2 separate regions of the Homo sapiens genome follow, and region 2 is linked to region 1. The links are chromatin loops, found by intact Hi-C in ENCODE. Cell type or tissue: GM12878. All regions are shown on one strand. Each heading gives the region's core, and the rest is flanking DNA. Links, peaks and the distances in the headings are about the cores only.

Region 1 (10,884 bases), core at 4,647-7,146:
CATTTCTAAAAATGTCATGAATTACTTTTGCTTTCCCTCAATTGAGAGTAATGTCAAGGGGCTAATCAAACAAGTTGTAGCAGAGAAATCAGGGATATTAGTCTAGAGTATCATTTGTATTGTCATAAACATTCAGTTTACAATGTCTCTCTAGCGTGTTCATGAATCACTTAAAAGGTAAAGAATGAGTGTTCGTTGATAAAAATGCCAGCCTATTTAGTTGGCATCATCCCTCTTCCTTCCCACAAATCTGTATTAGGTAAGAGGGGGTTTAGCTGCAAGTGACAGAAAACCCGAACGGCATGTGGCTTAAACAAGATGAAAGTTTATTTTTCTCTCATGTAAAAATTCAGAACTGATATGGGGCTCTGTGCTATCAAGGACACAGGCTTCTTTTTACTGTTTGCTTCACCATGCATTGCCTTTAACTTAAGGTTCAAGATGTTAGCTCCATCAACCTGGCAGAAAGATGGTGGAGGGAATGAAGAAGAGGTCAAACACATCCCATGCAAAGTGTTTACAATTCATTTAGCCTCCCAAAGCAGGCTGAAAAATATATCAGGGTGTCCACATAACCAACCATAACATATGTTTCTATGGGGTAATTGGGAAGAGATATTAGGGAAAAACCAGAAGTCTCAATCTCATTTGTTTCTGAGAAAGCTTATAAAATATTAATATTCTTATACTATAATTTTTGATATAAATACTAAGTATATTTTAATTTCTATTTCATAATAAGGGTTTTATGAACTTTCTGTGATATTCTATTACTTGAATTTATTCCTGAAGCTTAAATCATTAAACAATTATTATAAAACGCAAATCAACCAACATTAAGCAAATAAGAATATAGATGTTACATAGTAATAAATTAAAATTAAAGAGTTAAAGTTATCTGTATTGAATTATCTCTGTGCTCTTCACTGAAAAATGTTTTTGAATTATAGACTTTCCTCCTTTAAAAATTATGATTGCTCTTGGGCTAAATATAGAAGGTGAGTTTTTAGATGAGATATTGTATTTTTTTCAATTAATGTTGATACAAGTTTGTTTTCTATTCAAGAATCTTAAGAAAAAAAATAGTATTATTTTGGCCATGAGTCCTAAGTGGCATTTCTTACAGACTCATCTATTAATTCTCTTTTTGTTTTAAATAGAGATAGGGTCTCGCCATTTTGCCCAGGCTGGCTGGAACTCCTGGACTCAAGCAATCCTCCAGCATTGGCCTCCCAAAGTGCTGGGATTACAGGCATGAGGCAACACACCCAGCCTTAATTATTTTGATTACTACCATATAACCAACAAAATGATCTTTATAGGTGCTCCGAAGATATACCTAATATTTAGATCAAATTTTTGATTCAAACTCTTAAAAAATTAATCTGATTTGACCTCTTTAGAGGTCAGTTAAAGAAAAGAGGTTTAACTGAGCAGCAGTGCCCTGGACCCAGTCCAAAAAAACCTTTTTTTAAAAAAAAATAAGTGAACAGTTTATTGAGAATTAAATGAAGGTATGGAATGTGATACGGTATATGTACAGTTTATTAAGAATTAAATGAGGGTATGGAATGTAATACAGTACATGTAAGACACTGATGATGTGTATAATAGCACTACTTGTGCAAAAAGCTGAATTTCACTTCAAAAAAAAATCACAAAAGTAAAAGCAATTCTACCATCATAAAGCAAGCTATTTGATGCAAAGTACTAATCCTTCCCCCTCCCCTCAAAACTCCAACTTCTTAACAAACAAAAAGCTAACCGAAAATGCTGCCATGCTAACATATACATACGGTTTATATACATTTCATTTATATATAGGCTTGATTTATATATACACATGTATATATTTTGTGTACGTATATACATTAAATACATATATCAAAAATTGTCAAAGCTACCTTGGAAACATATGTCAGAGGAAAAGAATTTCTTGGAAATAGAATAAGACAAATTGCAATGAGTTGAGAAGTTTAAGTCTTCTCTCACTTATGGTGGTATGGTTTTCCTTGAATTAATTATCCAAATAAAAGAAACTTTAAAAACTTCCTTTTTAACAAAACATTAAAAATCAGAAATAAGCTTCTGATTTTTAATCATATAATGTTTTAATAAAAAACATTATCGATGGCATTTTTAATCAAATTAAAACTTCAAGATTCTTTTCAAGTTTTGGTTACTCTGGGAGAGTGTTTCTTAAATTTAAAAAGTAAACATAAGCATTATTCATGAGTGTCATGACTAATAATTAGAATTACCTTTGAAAAGCTCCCATTTTTTTCATGAAAATGAAACTCTATTTTGCTCAAATGTAGGCCTTTTAAAGTGGATATCACTATAGTTATTACGATCATAACAAATCCAAATCCAAAGGCAAGAGTTTCATAACTTACAGAAACTGTTTTTATTTTTTTTTAGTTTTTGAACGTTTAATTTTTATTTTTGAGATGGAGTCTCACTCTGTCACCCAGGCTGTAGTGCAGCAACATGATCTCAGCTCACTGCAACCTCCACCTCCTGGGTTCAAGCGATTCTCCCACCTCAGCCTCCCTAGTAGCCGAGATTACAGGCACATGCCACCATGCCTGTCTAATTTTTGTGCTTTTAGTGGACACAGGGTGTCACCATATTGGCCAGGCTGGTCTTGAACTCCTGACTTCAGGTGATCCTCCCGCCTTGGCCTCCCAAAGTGCTGGGATTACAGGTGTGAGCCACCATGCCTGGCCTAAGAAAGTGTTTTTTAAAAAAATTTTAAATAAGAAAAAAATTTGCACTTAAATTTTTTACAGGCATAGACCTTTAATAAATGGAGTGACAATTTGAATTATGAGGCTCTAATATTGCAAAATTTAAAATGTCGATTCCAGAAGACTTCAGTGTTAAGTTTTGGCATACCACAACTTATTACACAATGAAGGTATAAATTGCTCTTCTTAACAGTTAAGGTAATGAAAAGATGGGCACGAAAACACAAACATACATACATACATACATACAAATACACACGCAAACAACAAAAAGCTTCTATACATCTCACTGTTTTAAGTTTACTATTTTATAATTAAATATATATATTATTATATAATATGATTAAATATATTATTATATAATAATATGATTAAATATCATATTATTATATAATAATATAATTAAATATCATATTATTATGACTTAATTTATATACTGACATATCCACTTGAATCAAGATTATTTAAAAATGCGCATTCTATCTTATGGGCCTCACAGTCTTGCTCTATTATACCGAAGGGGAAATGGGCAAATCACTTTTTAAAATTAGAATACTCCCAAGAAAATTTCCTTTCACAAATTATTAAAGACAATCAACATGGCAATTATTTATGTTATTTTTGGGTAAAATTAGTGGAACTATCATGGGCATATTTAACTTTGATCAGAGTTAACAAGAAAGACTATATTCTAAAACAAGTACAGACAGGATGTAAGAATGTTCTTTCCAATACTGGAAGTAGTGCAGAACGTAATCACCTTTGCACCCGTTAGAAAATCTACTGTATGGTTCAGTGGGAGAGTATGACAATGGTTACTAGAAAGTCAATTTAATTAACCTTAATCGCCCAACAATTGCCTTATAGACTCTGTTGATTTGAACAAAGATAAAAACGTTAACTATGAAATGCAGAATATTAAGGATACTGTTTTGCTTTGTTTTGTTTTCCACTAGGGCATATAATACCCTCAGATTAAGAATAAATGTGCCTAAGGCACTCTTGGCTCTTCAAGGTGTCATACAAAGTATGTAAGCTTTACTGTGATCTCAATAGTAGGTAATGCTTGTTAGCAAATACTGCTGACATTACAAATAAGAAGTGATTAATTTACAAATTTTAAATTGAATTTCATTTCTATAAAGTTTGGTAAGATGAATAACTAGGTGGAAGACTGAAGTAATTACAGTATGTGTCCTTTAATGACAGAATACATTCTAAAAAATGTGTCCTTAGGTGATCTTATAGTTGTGTGAACATCATAAAGTGTACTTGGACAAAACTAGATGGTCTAGGTTACAGACACCTAAGCTGTATGGCATAGCCTAATTTGCTCCTAGGCTAGGAACCTGTACAGCATGTTACTTTACTGAATACTAAGTGCAATTATAACATAATGACAAATATTTGTGTACCTAAACATATGGAAACATAGGAAAGACACAGTAAAAATACAGTACAAAGGAGTAAAAAATGTTACATTTATACAGAGCACTCACCACAAATGAAGCTTGCAGGACTGGAAATAGCTCTGGGTGAGTCAGTGAGTGAGCAGTGAGCGGGAAAGCCCAGGACATTACTGTACACTACTGTAAACTTTATAAACTCTGCATATTTGAGCTAAATCAAATATATTAATTGTTTCTTTCTCTAGTAATAAATTAACCTCAGTTTACTGTAGTAGTTTTACTTTATAAACTTTCAATCTTTTTTAACATTTTTACTCTTTGGTAATAACACTTAGCTTAAAACAGGAACATATTTTATAGCTGTACAAAAATATTTTCTTTCTTTATATCCACATTCTATAAGGCTTTTTCTATTTTAAATTTTTTCTATTTATAATGGTTTTTTAATTTTTGAACTGTTTGTTAAAAACGAAGATACAAACACACACATTAGCCTAGGCCTATAAGGTCAGGATCATCTGTATCACTGTCTTCCACCTCCACATCTTGTCCCATTGGAAGGTCTTCAGAAGCAATAACATGTGTGTGCTGTCATCTCCTATGATAACAATGCCTTCTTCTAGACTGCTTTCTGGAAGGTCTACCTGAGGCTGCTTTATAGTTAACTTTTTTTTTTTTTAATAAATAGAAGAAGTATACTTTAAAAAATAAAGATGGCCGGGTGCGGTGGCTCATGCCTGTAATCCCAGCACTTTGGGAGGCCGAGATGGATGGATCATGAGGTCAGGAGATCGAGACCATCCTGGCTAACATGGTGAAACCTGTCTCTATTAAAAAAAGATAGAAAAAAATAGCCAGACATGGTGGTGGGTGCCTGTAGTCCCAGCTACTCAGGAGGCTGAGGCAGAATGGCATGAACCCGGGAAGTGGAGCTTGCAGTGAGCCAAGATGTGCCACTGCACTCCAGCCTGGGCAACAGAGTGAGACTCCGTCTCAAAATAAATAAATAAATAAATAAATAAAATAAAATAAAATAAAATAAAGTAAAATAAAAATGAAAGGTATAGCATAGTAAATACATAAACCAGTAACAGAGTAGATTATTATCATTATCAAGTACTACCTACTGTAAATAAGTGTGTGTGCCATACTTTTAATAAGCTAGTAGAGTTGTTTACGCCAACATCATCACAAACAATTGAATAAGGCATTGAACTACAATGGTATCATGGTTAAAACATCACTAGGTGATAGGAATTTTCAAGTGCCATTGTAATGTTATGAGACCATAGTTATAGACGTGGTCTGTCATTGACTGAAATGTTATAATATGGCACATTACTGTGTATGACAATAAGTGTATAATTTGTAAAAATGTAAAAGCCAAATTTTATCAGATATGGAAGCAAAATTGACATGCCATCATCTAATTAAAACAGCCTGATTTTTATTACATGTCTTGAAATTTTTTATTAACTCATTTGATATGTTTCTATTTTGAATCTATTTAATAGAGAATAAAAACCTAGAGATAGGTTTATCAGTATCAGAATGTTTATTCTGGCTCACTTAGTATACCAGATATTTTAAACAGGATAAAACAAATATGTAGATTTCTCAATGCAAATAGCTATTTTCCTATTTGCCTTGATTCTAAGTGACCAATAAAACAAACTTAATGAGAATTAACATGCAAATCAAATAAAGGAAATTAAAAATACCTTGTTTTTCTTATTCAATGTAATCATGTAGTCTTAGGGTACCAAAAATTTAAAGGACATCTAGGTTTGCTTGAACCATTTTTATATCCGATCTGTATTTACACTAAACAGTCTGTTATTCAAACTGGCCAAGTAATATTAGATCAGCCTGAATAAAAATGAGCTTGCCCTTTTGAGGTAGGAGACCTGCAAGACTTGTTTTCTGTTCACAACCCTGCTGAGTAAAACAAGATCTGGTCCAGGCAGTGTAAAATGAAGAAACTGGCTGAAACCATATGGAGAGGAAAACAATCCCTAGCTGCTCTAATTGTTAATTAGCATAAGATGTATTGATGGCCGCATCAATCTCATGACAGTTTACAAATGCCATGGCAACAACCTGGAAATTACTGCCCCTTTCCATGGCAAAAACCTGGAAGTTACCTCTCCTTTCATAGAAAGTTCTAAATAACCTGTCCTTCAATTTACATTAAACCACTCCTTAATTTGCATATAATTGCAAGTACCTGCAGATACAGTTGTCTACTGCCCATAGGTAGCTAACTCTGGGTGAACTGCCTGTAAGGTAGCACTGTTCTACTAGAAGCAATATCATTCAATAAAAGATTCCTAACACCACTGGCTCTTTCTTGAATTCTTTCCTGGGAAAAACCAAGAACCCTCAAGGCCTAAGCTCCAATTCGGGGGCTCACCTGCCTGGCCTGCATCACTTTCATATATACGTGTCATATGAATGTGTGTGTTTGTGTGAAACCACCATTACTGAAGTTAATTGAGTATGTTTGGTAAGTTCTGAAGTTCATATAAGAGTCAGGCATGTCCTTAGTCAACATTGTCAGTGTACATTTTCATTCAATTAAGGAAACAGGTAAAGGTTCATTATGAAGTTTTTCCTGGTAATATAATACTGGACCGAAAAACAGTGATAGGAAATAGGGAAATATTAGCAAAATAGAGAGATCCAGTCCCTGTAGTCATGGGAGCTTGCTGCTCTTTAAATAAGGCATCAAAGGTCCTGTATATCATAAGTATAAAGTTTATATCAGATAGGAAGAAAATAATTCAATGATGGTACATTTCTAATTCTGTATCTGTAAACAATGGAGTCAAGGCATTACTATATGGAACTTACCTGTATTCAACCACTGGGCAGTAAGGAGCTGTTCAGACTCAGTAGATGGCCCTCTAGAGGTGAGCACCAATTGCAAGTGTGATGGAAGTTGGCTGTGTCCCCGTTAAGTTCATTTCCAGAATGCATCACAGAATGTGATCCAAGGGTAATTTCAGTCTCCATGATCTCTGCTTAGAGACAAAGCTCTTGTAGCACAGCACCACTGTGTACTGTGTTTCATTTCTATATTTTCTTTTTCTGATTTGTTTATACTGCATGGTGTTTGAAAGATTGGGTTTTTAAGAGGTGTCTTTTTAAATATGTTTAATTCAATTGACTTTTCTGTATACCCTCTTTAACTTTCTTACAGTGGTGAATATTCACTTCTCAAACTGGAAAGAATTTTACTAACTGAACAGATTAAATTTTGTTTTACTTAATCTTTTTTTTTTTTGAAACGGAGTCTCACTCTGTCTCCCAGGCTGGAGTGCAGTGGCATGATCCCAGCTCACTGCAACCTCAACCTCCTGGGTTCAAACAATTCTCCTGTCTCAGCCTCCCAAGTAGCTGGGGTTACAGGAGCGTGCCACCACGCCTGGCTAATTTATTGTATTTTTTAGTAGGGAGTTTCACCATGTTAGCCAGGATGGTCTTGATCTCCTGACCTCGTGATCCACCTGCCTCAGCCTCCCAAAGTCCTGGGATTACAGGCGTGAGCCACTGTGCCCGGCCATCATTTTACTCATATAACTATTTTGACTAAATTTGAGGTGCAGGTTATATATACTGCTGATTATTTCATTCTGTCTACTAGTGATATGAAACGATAACGTGTCAGTGATTTTCATCTAACGTGCAACTGATTTGATATTATTTAATACTCTTCCTCAAGAAGAGCATTACGTTAATGAGAATATAGAATGGAGTAAAAATAAAAACATGTAAAATTATTGAAAAGTAAAGATATTTTGATTAACACTCCATTATTATTATATTTGTATATTTCTTCTAAGGAAAGTTGCATTTTATGACCATATGACTTTCTACACACACATATTAATTTGAAAGTTATAAATATTGAAAATTTCCTTTATTATGATGACTATGTGGCTCACCTTTTTAAAGAAAAAAGTGTTTATTTCTCATATGATAGATACATAATAGTTGTATAGGGTTCTCCACAGAATCAGAACCAATGGGAGATAGATATATATATTTATATATACATATATTTAAATATATATATGTTTAAATATATAAATATATAAATATCTCGGAGATATATATTTATATATTTAAACATATATATGTTTTTATATATATATATTTAAACATATATATATTTAAATATATATATATTTGACTTTAATGTTTAAAAACACACACATAGATATACATAAGGATATTTATTTTAAGGAATAGGCTCACACGATTGTAGGAGCTGGCAAGTCTAAATTGGATAGGGCAGGCCAGCAGCTGGAAACTCATGCAGTAGTTGCTGTTGTAGCTTGGAAGTAGAACTTCTTCTTTCCCAGAAAATTCTAGTTTTTTGATTTTAAGGCCCTCGACTGATTGGACAAGGCACACCCACATTAGTGAGGGCAACCTTCTTTACATAAATTCAACGAATTATAGATATGAACATCTATAAAACACCTTCATAACAACACCAAGATTGGAATCTGATTGCATAACTGGGTGCTATAGCCTAGTCAAGTCAACACATTAAAGTAACTATAACATGCTTTATTGGTATATTCTGCTGATCAAACCTAATTTTGTAGTCTCGTGTCATTAGGTCACTAGTGGAAATATTCCGTTGGATATTTCACAGAGTACTTTACATAAATAAGATAGAAATGATATCATTTATGGTAAAAATGATTATTAGTCTAAACCCACCAAAAATATTCACATTGTCTCCTTTAAAGGCTTCTCATCTGCTGTTTTACACAGATCTCCCAAGGCTTTTCCTTAACTCATTTTATCTATATGCGCAAGCCTTTTAAATGCAAACAAACATTGTAGGAACTAAAAATTAAAAGAGCCTCATTAATTTACAGACGAGGAAAACTACTCACCAATTACAGATAAGGAAAACAGTAATCAATTTACAGATAAACAAAACTCCAAGGAACTTCTCTGATTCTCTGGTTCAAGTAGATGCAGGAGCACATTTTCAGAATTCTTTCAGTTATTTGTCTATAACTGAGTATCTACTCTGTAGTGGGTCAGACAGTTTCCACCCGAAACTCATGTCCATTTGGAAACTCAGAATGTGGCCCTGTTATTTGGAAACAGGATATTTGCAGAAGTAATTGGTTAAGATGAGGTTACACTGGGTTAGAGTGGTCCGTAAATCCAATGCCAAACCCTTGGAAGAGTGGAGAGAGAAACGGAGAGAAGTACACTATGTGAAGCCACAGAAACACGCAGAGAAGATGGACATATGAAAACAGAGGCACAGATTGAAATTAGGCTGTCAGAAGCGAAGCAACATCAGAAACCACCGACAATTAAAAGAGGCAAGGAATATTTTTTTTCCTAGTGCCTTCAGAGCGAATATCTTCATGCTGACACCTTGATATTGTGCTTCTAGCCCTCAGAAATGTGAAAGAATAAATTTATGTTGTTTTAAGCCACCTTGTGTGTGGTAGTTTTGTATGACAACACTAATAATGAATATACTCTCATTACTCTTAACACCTGGAGGTTTCTCTACCTTACATTATTTTAGAAAAGAACAATGACACTTCCACAGAGAAACCTTAAATGACTTTTGTGCCATCTGAGAGAATATTGGGACTTTGTCTGTATAAAGAGGGAATGCCCCATTTTGCAACTTCCCTTCAGAGTCTTTTATAGTTATTAAAGTAGTGAAATGGATAAGTGTAATTTATAGTTAGAAGGAGGAAGGGATTCTTCAGAGGAGTTTGTTTAATGTACATCATTAGTTGACTTGAATTGAATTCTACTAAATCTAGACAAAACTTGTAACCCAATCCAGTCTGCTTTCCTAAGAGAATTCACTAACCTAATCTGGTGTGTGAAGTTCAATAAGTTAACTCCATTAGATTACAAATGAGCAGCCAAGGCTGTCAAAGATGTGGCCCTTCAAGGTGTGTTGCTCAATGTAGAGTCACACTGCAACCAAAGACTCATTAAACTGATCTAATTAAATAAAAACAATAACCCAAATAATTAAGGACAAAGTCAAGACCTTTAATGATACCTTAGCTTATCACTGATACTAAATGAATTTTAATTACCACTAATGGTTTATTGTATATCTAAGGCATAATGCAGTTAAAATCTGCCCAAAGGGGGTCAACCAGTTACTTGCGTACACTACGTACCCTTCTGGGAATCTGTATTAATTGTTCTTATACAGAAAGAAAAGTATGCAAAGTTCTCAAGGCATTTTCTGACAACTGTCAGCATAAGTGTGCATAAAATTTTAATTGTGTCTTGGGTGGCATCTAATATAAAATTATCCTTGAGAGCTTTTAAGAAACCTTTAAAATTTAGTTGCTATGTAAAAAAAGCTTAATAATAAAATTTCTGCTTATGGTGTTCATGCAGCAGAAGTTACCTTTAACTTACATGAACAGAACTGAAAGTTTGATTTGTGATTATGATAAAATTTAATTTCCTGTTAAAATTACTGTTTACAAAAGCAGCACTACAATGTTATATATTTATATGAGCCTACAATTTGCTTTTCAGCGGTTCCTTCATGAATATGTAAATGTGTATAAACTGCCTTTTTTCCCCAAAATTCAATATATTATTGCTCAGTTTTATTTAGAAGATTATTTAGGAATCAGTCATTAATATTCTAAACTTTGCCAGGAACAATGGCTCACACTTGTAATCCCAGCACTTTGGCACCT
Region 2 (10,884 bases), core at 2,739-5,238, 690 kb before region 1:
GGGATGCACAACAGCTCCGGGGAGAGAACAAGGAGCTATGACAGAGCAATGAGAAGTGAGATTTTAAAGTGTTTTCTCTGGTCCATGCATTCTACATGCAAAAACAACAAAGAAAATTGTATGCTGAATTTATCATCTTAAGGGAGAAATAATCAGATGACTGGAGGCTGTTCCAAGGGCAACCAGCACAGGTGATACTGTATTCATTTTAATGTAATTGAAGGAACTCATTTCTGGAATTTATTTATTTTATTTATTTTATTTATTTTTTTTTTTGAAACTGAGTTTCAGTCTTGTTGCCCAGGCTGGAGTGCAATGGGGCAGTCTTGGCTCACTGCAACCTCCAACTCCCAGGTTCAAGCTATTCTCCTGCCTCAGCCTCCCAAGTAGCTGAGATTACAGGCACACACCACCACGCCTGGCTAATTTTTTTGTATTTTTAGTTGAGACAGAGTTTCACCATGTTGGCCAGGCTGGTCTCGAACTCCTGACTGCAGGTGATCTACCCGCCTCAGCCCCGCAAAGTACTGGGATTACAGTTGTGAGCCACCACACCTGGCCCATTTCTGGGATATATTTATTCAGATTATATATGTGGATGTGCATGTTTCTGTGCACATATAAAACTTATTTTCTCAGGTAGAAGAATGATTTCATGTTTGTTTTAACTCTTTCAAAAAAAACCCTCTTACAATTACAGTAAAGCAAAAGTCACAAGAATGAAGAGTACAAAAGTCAATAAGTAGATCTGAAGCTTCAATTAATTTAGAGGATCAAAAAACGAAGCATATATACAGACAAAATGTGATGAGTATTTTACCCTCATAGTACATTGTAATTTGGACTAGTCACAAATCATATGACTACCATGTTGCCTATCACAAGACTAGGTCTTAATTAGATTACAACTGAATATTCTGGGTGATAATAATTCATAGGTGAGGTTGTATTCTTCATATTCAATTACACTAGGGGACTCATAATGCCAGATTGTTTCACTGTTCATGATATGACGTTTAGAAAAGAAGGTATTTTATATTAGTTACATAATATTAAATGATGTATTTTGGATACATTGGATTGAATTAAATACATTATTAAAATAGTTTTTCACCTTGTTTTTTTAAAGTGGCTATTAAAATATTTAAAATTATGTAAGTGATGCAAATAAGTTTTTTTTCTTTTTTGAGACTCATTTTCGCTCTTGTCACCCAGGCTGGAGTGCAATGGGATGATCTCGGCTCACTGCAACCCCTGCCTCCCAGCGATTCTCCTGCCTCAGTCTCCCGAGTAGCTGGGATTACGGGCCCCAGCCACCACGCCCGGCTAATTTTTGTATTTTTAGTAGAGACAGGGTTTTACCACGTTGGCCAGGCTCAAACTCCTGACCTCAGGTGATCCTCCTGCCTCATCCTCCCAAAGGGCTGGGATTACAGGCGTGAGCCACGGCACTCAGTCACAAATGATATTTTTATGGGCTAGCACCGCTTAAGATCTAATTTCTAGTTGACAAAAATACAGGTCACAGAGAATCAAGTTAATATCCTAAGAAGAAGCAATTAAGCAAATCCAGATTGTGAAAGAGTCTACCCTACAACTTTTCTAAACTCATCAGAAATTCAAAGTCATGGGGGAAAAATGGAGGGAACTGTTTTAAACTAAGAAACTAAGGAGAAAAACAAAGGCAATGTGATCAGACTAGATTGGATTTAGAAGAAAAAAAAACCCACAAATATCCCTCAACTTCTTGGAAATAAATTTCTAAACATTTAAAATACTGTAGATATAAAATTATGTTTATGGAATTATTATTACTTCCTTAAATGTGCTAATAATATCATGGTTATGTAGGCAATGATCCTTACTCTTCGGAGATTTATTTTGAATGATTTTGTGGTAATGTGATCCATACTCTACTTTTTTTTTTTTTGAGACGGAGTCTCGCTCTGTCGCCCAGGGTGGAGTGCAGTGGCGCCATCTCGGCTCACTGCAAGCTCCGCCTCCCGGGTTCATGCCATTCTCCTGCCTCAGCCTCTCGAGTAGCTGGGACTACAGGCGCGCCCGCCAATTTTTTTGTATTTTTAGTAGAGACGGGGTTTCACCGTGTTAGCCAGGATACTCTCGATCTCCTGACCTCGTGATCCGCCTGCCTCGGCCTCCCAAAGTGCTGGGATTATAGGCCTGAACCACGGCGCCTGGCCTATACTTTACTTTCAAATGTTGGAGCAAATATGTGAAAGAGGAACCAAAGAAATTGGACAAAATATTTAAAATTGTTGAATCTATAGAGAAGATTTTACTATTTCTCTACACATGAAAGTTTTCTTAGTAAAAAAGCAAGCAAGGATCAAATTTAAGAAGTTTTCAGAGATGTTTAAAAATTTTACATTTTCTACTCCTCTTATATCCTATTTTCTTCCATATATATTTTCCACAGTGATCATACATGTATATTATATATATGTATGATAAAAATAATACAAAACTATGTCTCTAATAAAGCAGAAGTTATTATAGGCATGTTCATTGATAATGATTTAATTCATTCCTTTCTCCTCAGTAATCATGTACAATTGAAACACCAGATTCAATACGATGATGACTATACTAGTCAAAATTCCATCACTATCATCAACTCTGTAATTCTTACATAAATGTGAAATTATAATCAAATAAAATTGTGTCAGATTCTTATGGATATTCATTGTAATTAAAACATCAAATTATGAGAAGAAAAATTACTTTAACTTGTCAGAGATTTCACCCTTAAATAGGCATCTCCACAGCTTTATAGGAAATTGACAGAATTACATTTTAATGCTACATATCCGTCTTATTTGAATTGATTTGAAATTTACACTATACTTTTTCTTTCTAAGCACAGAATTAAATTTGTAATCTCTAGCTCTTTAAGTGCAGGGCTACCATAAAAAGATACTAAAACTAAAATAAAATCCTAGTCATCTAAAAAAACTCAAATACACATAACATTTGTTACAATTCATAAGAAGTAGACTGTTTCACAAATTCCACTAGTTATCTGAAATTTAGGGAGCATGTAAAAATAAATTTGATTAGGCAACATTTTATAATTTTTTACTATAAATGTGTCTAATATTCACTTAAAAATAGATACTACTGGTCCCTGGAAAATTTGTCATAGAAAAAAATATGTTTTTTCCTGTTCACTGATTTTTGACAATGGAAACTGTATATGTGCTAGTATTTCTATTTAAACAGGAAACAAACACAGCAAGGTACCTCTCTTTTAACACCTTTGTAGGTCCTGAGTAACCCCACAGAGGCCCAGCCACCACCTTGGAAATCAGCACATTATGTAAGTTAATGTAACAGGACTGAAAAATATTCACATTGAAAGAGGAAAGATAGGAAGAAATAATAAGAATAGTACAGGTAATTTAGTTGCTTTCATGAAAGAAATATTTATTATTATATATATATAAACATGATTGTATTTCTGGTTTTTCTAGCTATTGACTCTTATTTATATCTCACAAGAATATGACTATATATCTTATTTGATAGTTTGTTTATAATATCAAAATTAGATTACTGACAAGTATAACAACATCATGATTAATAAAAAAATTTCAAATAATTTTTTGACAATGTATTAGTATTGATACTCTAAATCATAGTAAATAATTCCTTAATGAATTACTGTTGCAGTTAAGCTAATTTCTTGAAATATATAATTTTGTCAGATTTGAGAAATCTATTAAAAAAACAAAACTACAGTACAGGCCTGTACATTTCCCACTTTTAGGTATTTTTGTTTTGCTCTGCATTACAATAAAAGTCCTCTAGATGGCAGTGTTTACCATACTTAGAATTATTTTGGCACTAACTCTTAAAATGACACTCAATAGAGCTAAATACTATATAGTTAAAAACTAATTTTTCTTGTATTCAATATTTCTTTAGGATTCTTGTTTTTCTCTGAATGCATATTTAACCTAATTCAACAAGTTTTTGCTCATTTTTAGGTTGTTATTGCAATTTAATTTGCTAGTTTTCAGGAGCAATTAAGTTTACCCAAAATCTTTAAAATATAATATACATGTGCTCTGTATTCTTTGGAGGAATTAAAGTAAGTTACTGAGACTGTGGTAACCAGAATAAAAGACATCTTAGCAACTAACCACATAAATTACATTTTTTTCAAGCTTGTTTATAACTACAGATTTGAAGGACATTATAGGTGCTTTATTAGAACCAAGCGAGATTTTCACCTTCTATTTGAAGTAATCGTAGTTTTAATCTTCTCAGCTGATGAATATTCCAAATGAGCCACAGGTGTATAACAGAATATAGAGCAATCATATTTTGTCAGAAAATTTGTGGGTGGGTGAAGTTATTTTTAACTACTAAATTGTAGAAATGATAAAGGTATAATATACATTTGAGTTTTATACTGAATATACTGCATGTTATCATAAAACATAAAAGTGCTAATATACACATTGATGAATCTTATCTTTTCTGAAAATAAGACTGGACAGAAATGATCAAGTTCAGGACAAATTGTTGATTTGCAGTTTCCCTGTGCCTTCCATAAAGATAAAACATTTGTCACTAAGGGCTGGAAAAGAGATTTATTTCTTCAATTTTTAAGTTGGACATTGGAAAAATAAATTGTAACATATTTTGTACAGACATATTGCTCTAGGTCTGTAGAAATAAACTCCAGGGATATTTTAATTTTTGATTTGGCAATTTAGGGACTTGATATAAATTTGCTTAAATAAGTAATATATATATTTGTGTATATATATGGTATATCTATATATGGTATATATGTAGTATATATATATGGCATATCTATATATAGTGTACATATATATGGTGTGTGTATATATATATAGGGTGTGTGTGTGTGTGTGTGTGTGTGTGTGTGTATATATATATAGATATATATAGATTCCAAAGAAGGAAAAACTCTCATGAGCTTTGGAGATGACCCAAATGTGTCCACCATGTATTCTATTACCTCCTGTTGACACTTTCCAACCCCGTCTGACCTGGTACCCCACATTGCTCAGCAAGTGCCCTAAGGCTTATTGGTCTGTTCTATGTAATTTGCCTTCCTCTGAAGAGTACCAGGCTCCAAAGAGACCTCTTCGTCATTCCTAGTTCAAAGTAAAACTAAAATTTAGCTCTAGATGTCTAATCTCTGAGAGAAAGAGACAACCTAAATTAAATTAATATGCGGATGATAAATACATTCCTTGACCCTCTGAGCAGTACTAGCATCAAAAGAATGCTTGGTAACAAAACTAACCTTTGTATGATAAAATGGTAGGGGTGATTCTTTCTCTAACCTTCTGCTTTTGCTTCCCACTCTCACCCTTTAGCCATGATACTTTGTATTTAACATGCCTTTTAGGTCCTTGCTACTTTATCTGTGGTCCACAGATCAATACCATTAGTATCCCCTGGGAACTTTTTAGAAATATAGGACCTTAGCTCCCATTGAAGAGCTAATATAACAGAACTTACATTTTAATTTAACAAGATCTCTGGGCTATTTTACTCACATTAAAGTTTGAGAAACATGGAATCAGGTTCAGTAAATACCCTAGAATGTTATTTAAATCAAGAAGTCAACTTTAGCATAATGTCATTCTTATAATAATAAACCCAATAAACAATCTGAACCAATATAAAGATTAAAAATAACTAGATTGGTAGTACATTTATGTAATCAAGAACTTACTTGCTAGTGAGCATTCAAACTATTAAGATTAATGTAACAAGCAAAATATTTAAAATCTAAAACATAAAAGAGATATTGTGATGGGTATTCACAAAGTAGAAAATATTTCCAAGGTAGTAAGATTTTTTTTAATATAGCACATATCTTTAATTTTTATTTTTTTAATATAGTAGGTTGTTTAAAATAGGTTTGAATGAGCTGATTAATATATTTTTTAACAATGAATTTCTCCCTTACATGCTTTGCAATTATTTTATGTAATTCTCACTTCTACCTTTTTCAACGAATTGTGGTATTTACCTGAAGTTTCACCTGGTCTTTAGAATCTACTTATCTGTTATACTGAAAAGTTGGCCTCATCCCCTGGTGAGGGACAAATATTATTCAAAAATAATGTAATTACTCTCTGTTAGCATAGCCATTAAGGACACCTATATTGGTATAGTTGTAACGTATAGAAATTACACAAGTAATCTGCAACTAGTCCATAGATGTAAAACATGGTACTCATTTGTTCTTTAAAATCAAAACATTATGTGAATTTTTTTGTGACATCAGGAAACATTTATAATCTTTTCAATGTTATTATTACAGGTACTTATTGTTTGTCTTATATTTTACAGGTGATATTTTTGCAAGGATAATATTTTAAATTAGAGTTTCGAATAAGCTCCACATATAATGTTTCTTATGACATACTGTTTTTAAAAAAATGAATCTTTTTTATGATACATTCTGGCTTACTTACCAACCCCATTCCCTGCAGCCAAGAAGTTTCTTTGACGTTCTCTTAATTCTTTCTGAATGTTTTACCAATCTGTGGCTGGAGAACAGTAAATTCATAAGCATGGGAATGAAAAGACATGGTACATTGTAGGACTATTTAAAGGCTTGTATTACAGGGCACTACAGAATAGGATTTTCATTTAAGAAAAAAATTATTCTAAAGAACACGTGTATAAACACACAAAGATATGTAATTTTTGTAAGCAGAGTAATATTAACTTAATTCTCATAAAAAGCATAACAGTATCTTTTAAAGGCTTAGCAATCCCCATTTCCATTACTTTGGTGTTATCAGTGATACGGAGTTAAGCCAGGGCTGCAGAAGTCAACAATGTACATTGTCTCCCTGACTCATCCTAATTCAATTAGAGGGGGACTGTGGGGGGAATTTGGTTCCTAAGAGGAGACTATAAGAGAAAAATGAGGCTTATCCATCCTGCCCTATATTAGTAAGTCTATTTATGTGCACATTATGTAACAAATTGGACTTCTAGAAGAATATCATGTGAGTTTATTAAAAAAAAAAAGACAAAAAACATTATAAGAATGAAGAAGGGAGGACTGAAGAAATAGGGAATGAAAGTTCCCAAAATAATGTTATTTCAGGTAACACAAAGTTCTGTTTTAGGGAACATACTATTTTGAATAAGAAAGTAATGAAAGAGAATTTTTAAAACACTGTAATATGTTTATTAATTCTTAAAACTTCTCATACCTTTTTAAAAAACTGTTTCCTGAATTATTTTTGGGCAAATGCTATTGTGCTTGAAATGCGTTCTTGCCTCAACATTTTCTTGTCTCTATTTTTAAGTTTAAACAGAGGTGCTTCCAAAAAATATGCAAGGTTTTCTTACGTCTTCAGGCATTTATCATTTTATAAATGTAATCTGAATAGCTAATAGTCCATATTTCAATCTAACAGTTCTTACCTTACAGATTACAGAAATAAATGTCATAAAGACCCAAGAAATAAAAAGATTTTCACATTATATTTCACTGGAAATTACATGACTTTAAAGTAATCAACTTATTTAAGATTAAACATGATGTACGTTTATTGTTTACTATCTTAAAACTTTTTTCTATGTTTTCCTACATGATTGCTTAAGCCCTACATGTGATGCAGAAAAAATCTGTTATGAAAGCTATGCCTATAAATAATCTGAAATTTTAAAGAATAATAAAACTTAAGAATTCAATATTTTCTTTATTTAAATAGTAATCATGATAAAATAGTGGCACTGGAAAATGTCAGTTTATATTGTGATAACTGTTAGAGCTACAAACCTGACATTTATAATCCTTGTCAGTCATAAAAATATAGCAAATTGGGATAAATTTAGTTCAGTCATTCAAAAAGAATGAAGGTTGTCACCTGCTTTCCTTTGTGATTTGATTATCATGGTCTAGGTTTTTCTAGAAAAGAAAAGGTAAAAAGATTTTTAAAAAGGGGTTCAAAATGAAAGAGCTAATAATAAATAGTGAAGCAACAGAATTATTCAAGGAGCTTACTATACTTTGCCAGTTTGCATAGCCTTAAAAGGTGTTAATTTTCTTTTTGTGGTGTTAAAATTCTGCATTGTCATTTTCTAAACAGTGATAATATAAATAACCCTGAGCATTTTTAGCACAATTTTCCCCAGAAGTACTGTAGAATAGTCTAGTCTTTTTTGTGAAATGGGGACAATAATGCCTGCTGTGACATGAGAGCCCCTGTGATTGATTGATTAATGTCCGTTAGACATAATAAGACACCTGGATTAAAGGAGCCTTAGAAGTACAGGCCACAAAAGTATTTTTTATATTATTTTTAACTATGATTGGAATATAGAACTAGTATATTAGAGTTAAAAATATTAGTCTTGAAGTCCTTGTGGAGGTCATTTCATCATTCTGAATATTACAGTCTGTCTTTTCTCTAAATGTAACTTACAGAAACAGCCTTTACAATCTCCGTGTGAAATGTAGTTTTAAAATGCTGAATGGTAACTAGAAAATCCTAGATGAAAATCCAATTAACAAACTGAACTGCTTAATAATTTAGGTTATTAAATGCCATTACATGGAAATCATTGTTTAAATATATAAATAGAACAATATTAAACTTGTGGAACACAAAATAATTTTATTAACTCCACATCTGTTTGTGTTTAAATCTGCAAAAGCATTTTAGTCTTCAGTTAGCTGGCTGAAGGTGACTTAGCTTCACAAGTATCCCATGACCTATATAACCAGCAGAAAACACTAAAGCAATTTTACTATAGCTCAAATGGCGTAATTCCCATTAGTATCCTGATGCTACTAATCAGGTACAACACAGGTGAAAACATCATAATTCCTTGCAGTAGAAAATACGCTTTGACAAAGATGAATAAGGGTTAACTAAAGAGATCTAATTAAAAGTCTAATATATATACTGGAAGATCGATATTAGAAATCTAACATTTTATTAAATTCACTAAGGAAAAACAATGATAAAACACAGCATAAAAACAAATAGGTGTTCCCTTACAAAAACTGAAATTAAGAATATTTTCCTGATTCATAATTACACAGACCTAACTTAAAAAATTAATATTGGAGAGGTAGATTATGAACAGCTCTCATTATGAAAATGATTTATATAGTGTTTTGGGAAGAAACCTTAAGTTGTGATAACACAGGGTTAGGAATATGACCCTTTATATTTAATTTTCCTCTAGGAATATTAATAAGATCTCTAATAATAGTTCTCATTTTAGAGTTTAGAAGTCGGATTATTATAGGGCAAACCAGCCTCAACTATTCTAGATTTAAGAGGTAAAACTGAGAACATTAAGGAATCTCAGTCGTTCAGATAATGCCAAATAAACACCTAAAGGATATAATGCCCTGAGTCCATAGCTCTATTTGTCTCTGAAACTCCATCTCCTTTGAAAAGAATCTAGACATATTTCATTCTGGGGCTTTGACCTGTGGTTTTCTTTAATTGAAGTCTCATAGTCATTAATTGAATCATGTGATGATTTTTTTTTTCTCTTCTCTAACCTTCATCTTGTGTTCAAACTAAGATTTCATTTATGAGCAGGAGGTAATAATGGGTTCTGCCAACACGTGAAGCTATCCTTAGCAAAGAGAAACAACTCCGTTTAATAATGATGTTAAATAATTATTGCTAAGCTATGTGTTGCGACTACAACATGACTTTGAAATGACTACGGTATGATTAGAATAAGAATATGATATAACTGTGGTGCTTATGAAATGAACTGGAAAGTGGCTGTGCTGCTATGTTTATTGTAAATGTATCACAATGATGGTTCATTTATTTAAAAACAGTGCAGTGCATAAAATAGGTGACAATTGGAACAATGTACTAGCTTTAATTGTAGATTTTGTGAATGGCAAAATGATCGTTTACTGTGGTAAGATAAAAGAATCATCCTTTCATTCACTGACATTATTCTGTGAGGCAATATTTTTCTTTTCACTTTGGGATACTTGTAAGTCCTTTCTATTCTTGAATTTTATATATTCTAATCATACAAAATATTACTATAATAAAAGTTGCTTTGCTATTTAAAAAATATCAGTCTATTATCTGCAAGGAAAGTATTTTATATTTTACATATAAGGGATTAATGGATTTTACAGTGGGCTTTTAGACACTGCAGTTGAACTGTGAATATTAACTCAGAAAAGTTTGAATTAAAAAGAGCTTACAATTTCATGTTGGAAAATTGTGATGTCAAATTAGTTGGTTAAATCATGTCATTATTTATTCAATATATGGCTTAGTAAGCTTGATTGGTGTTTTTTTTTTTTTTTACTTTTCATTTAAACGTCTAAAAACAAATGTTACTTAAAAAAGAAAAAAAGCAAACAAAACTATTGTACTCAAAAACAAGGGGTAATCTCCAACACGCCCTCAGTCAAGAGCTTAAGTATGTCAAGAGCCTTTAATGCCTAGGCAGCCCATTATAGAATGGGGAACACACAGGTTTAAAATAAATGCCCTTTATTCTTCCTGTAAGTTAGACCAAGTTATTCAATCATGTACTAAGACCTTCTCTGACAACCTTTATAGGTCATTCAGAAAATAAATTTTTGTTCCAAGTGAACTGTTCCTATGTTAATGCTTCAAACTTTACTCAGGTATCAGGCGTTAAGTACAAGCCATTACACAAACCTTTGTGGTTTACTGACTTTGAAAGATCAATCAAATATATTACTAGATAGTGCTTTGGGGGTCAGTATTTGAGAAATAAAGCTGTATTTTTTGGGGAGTCATTCCATCCAGTTCCCGTATGAAAACGAGAAACTTGTGAGGATTTAGTACAGAGCTGGAGTCGGAGAAATGAAATGCACGGGAAAAGACGAAA

What was found. Peaks named below come from ENCODE experiments on the same cell type or tissue, not always from the same donor. Only the 100,000 strongest peaks of a DNase experiment are listed, where the experiment ranks them.
Region 2: it touches region 1 in a loop (2.4-fold over the local background); 2 of 110 quality-filtered maps call a loop at or near these places.

What each region holds. Positions count from the first base shown.
Region 1 is chr13:66,540,128-66,551,011 of GRCh38, reverse strand. All of the region lies in intron 4 of PCDH9 (protocadherin 9), which reads left to right. Among named protein-coding and RNA genes, the nearest start is that of PCDH9-AS1, 240 kb to the right of the region's middle. In GM12878, for the core only: no CTCF peak of the experiment used is centred there; no DNase peak of the experiment used is centred there.
Region 2 is chr13:67,231,426-67,242,309 of GRCh38, reverse strand. No RefSeq gene overlaps it. Among named protein-coding and RNA genes, the nearest start is that of PCDH9, 6.5 kb to the right of the region's middle. In GM12878, for the core only: a CTCF peak has its summit at 3,829 (motif pointing right); no DNase peak of the experiment used is centred there.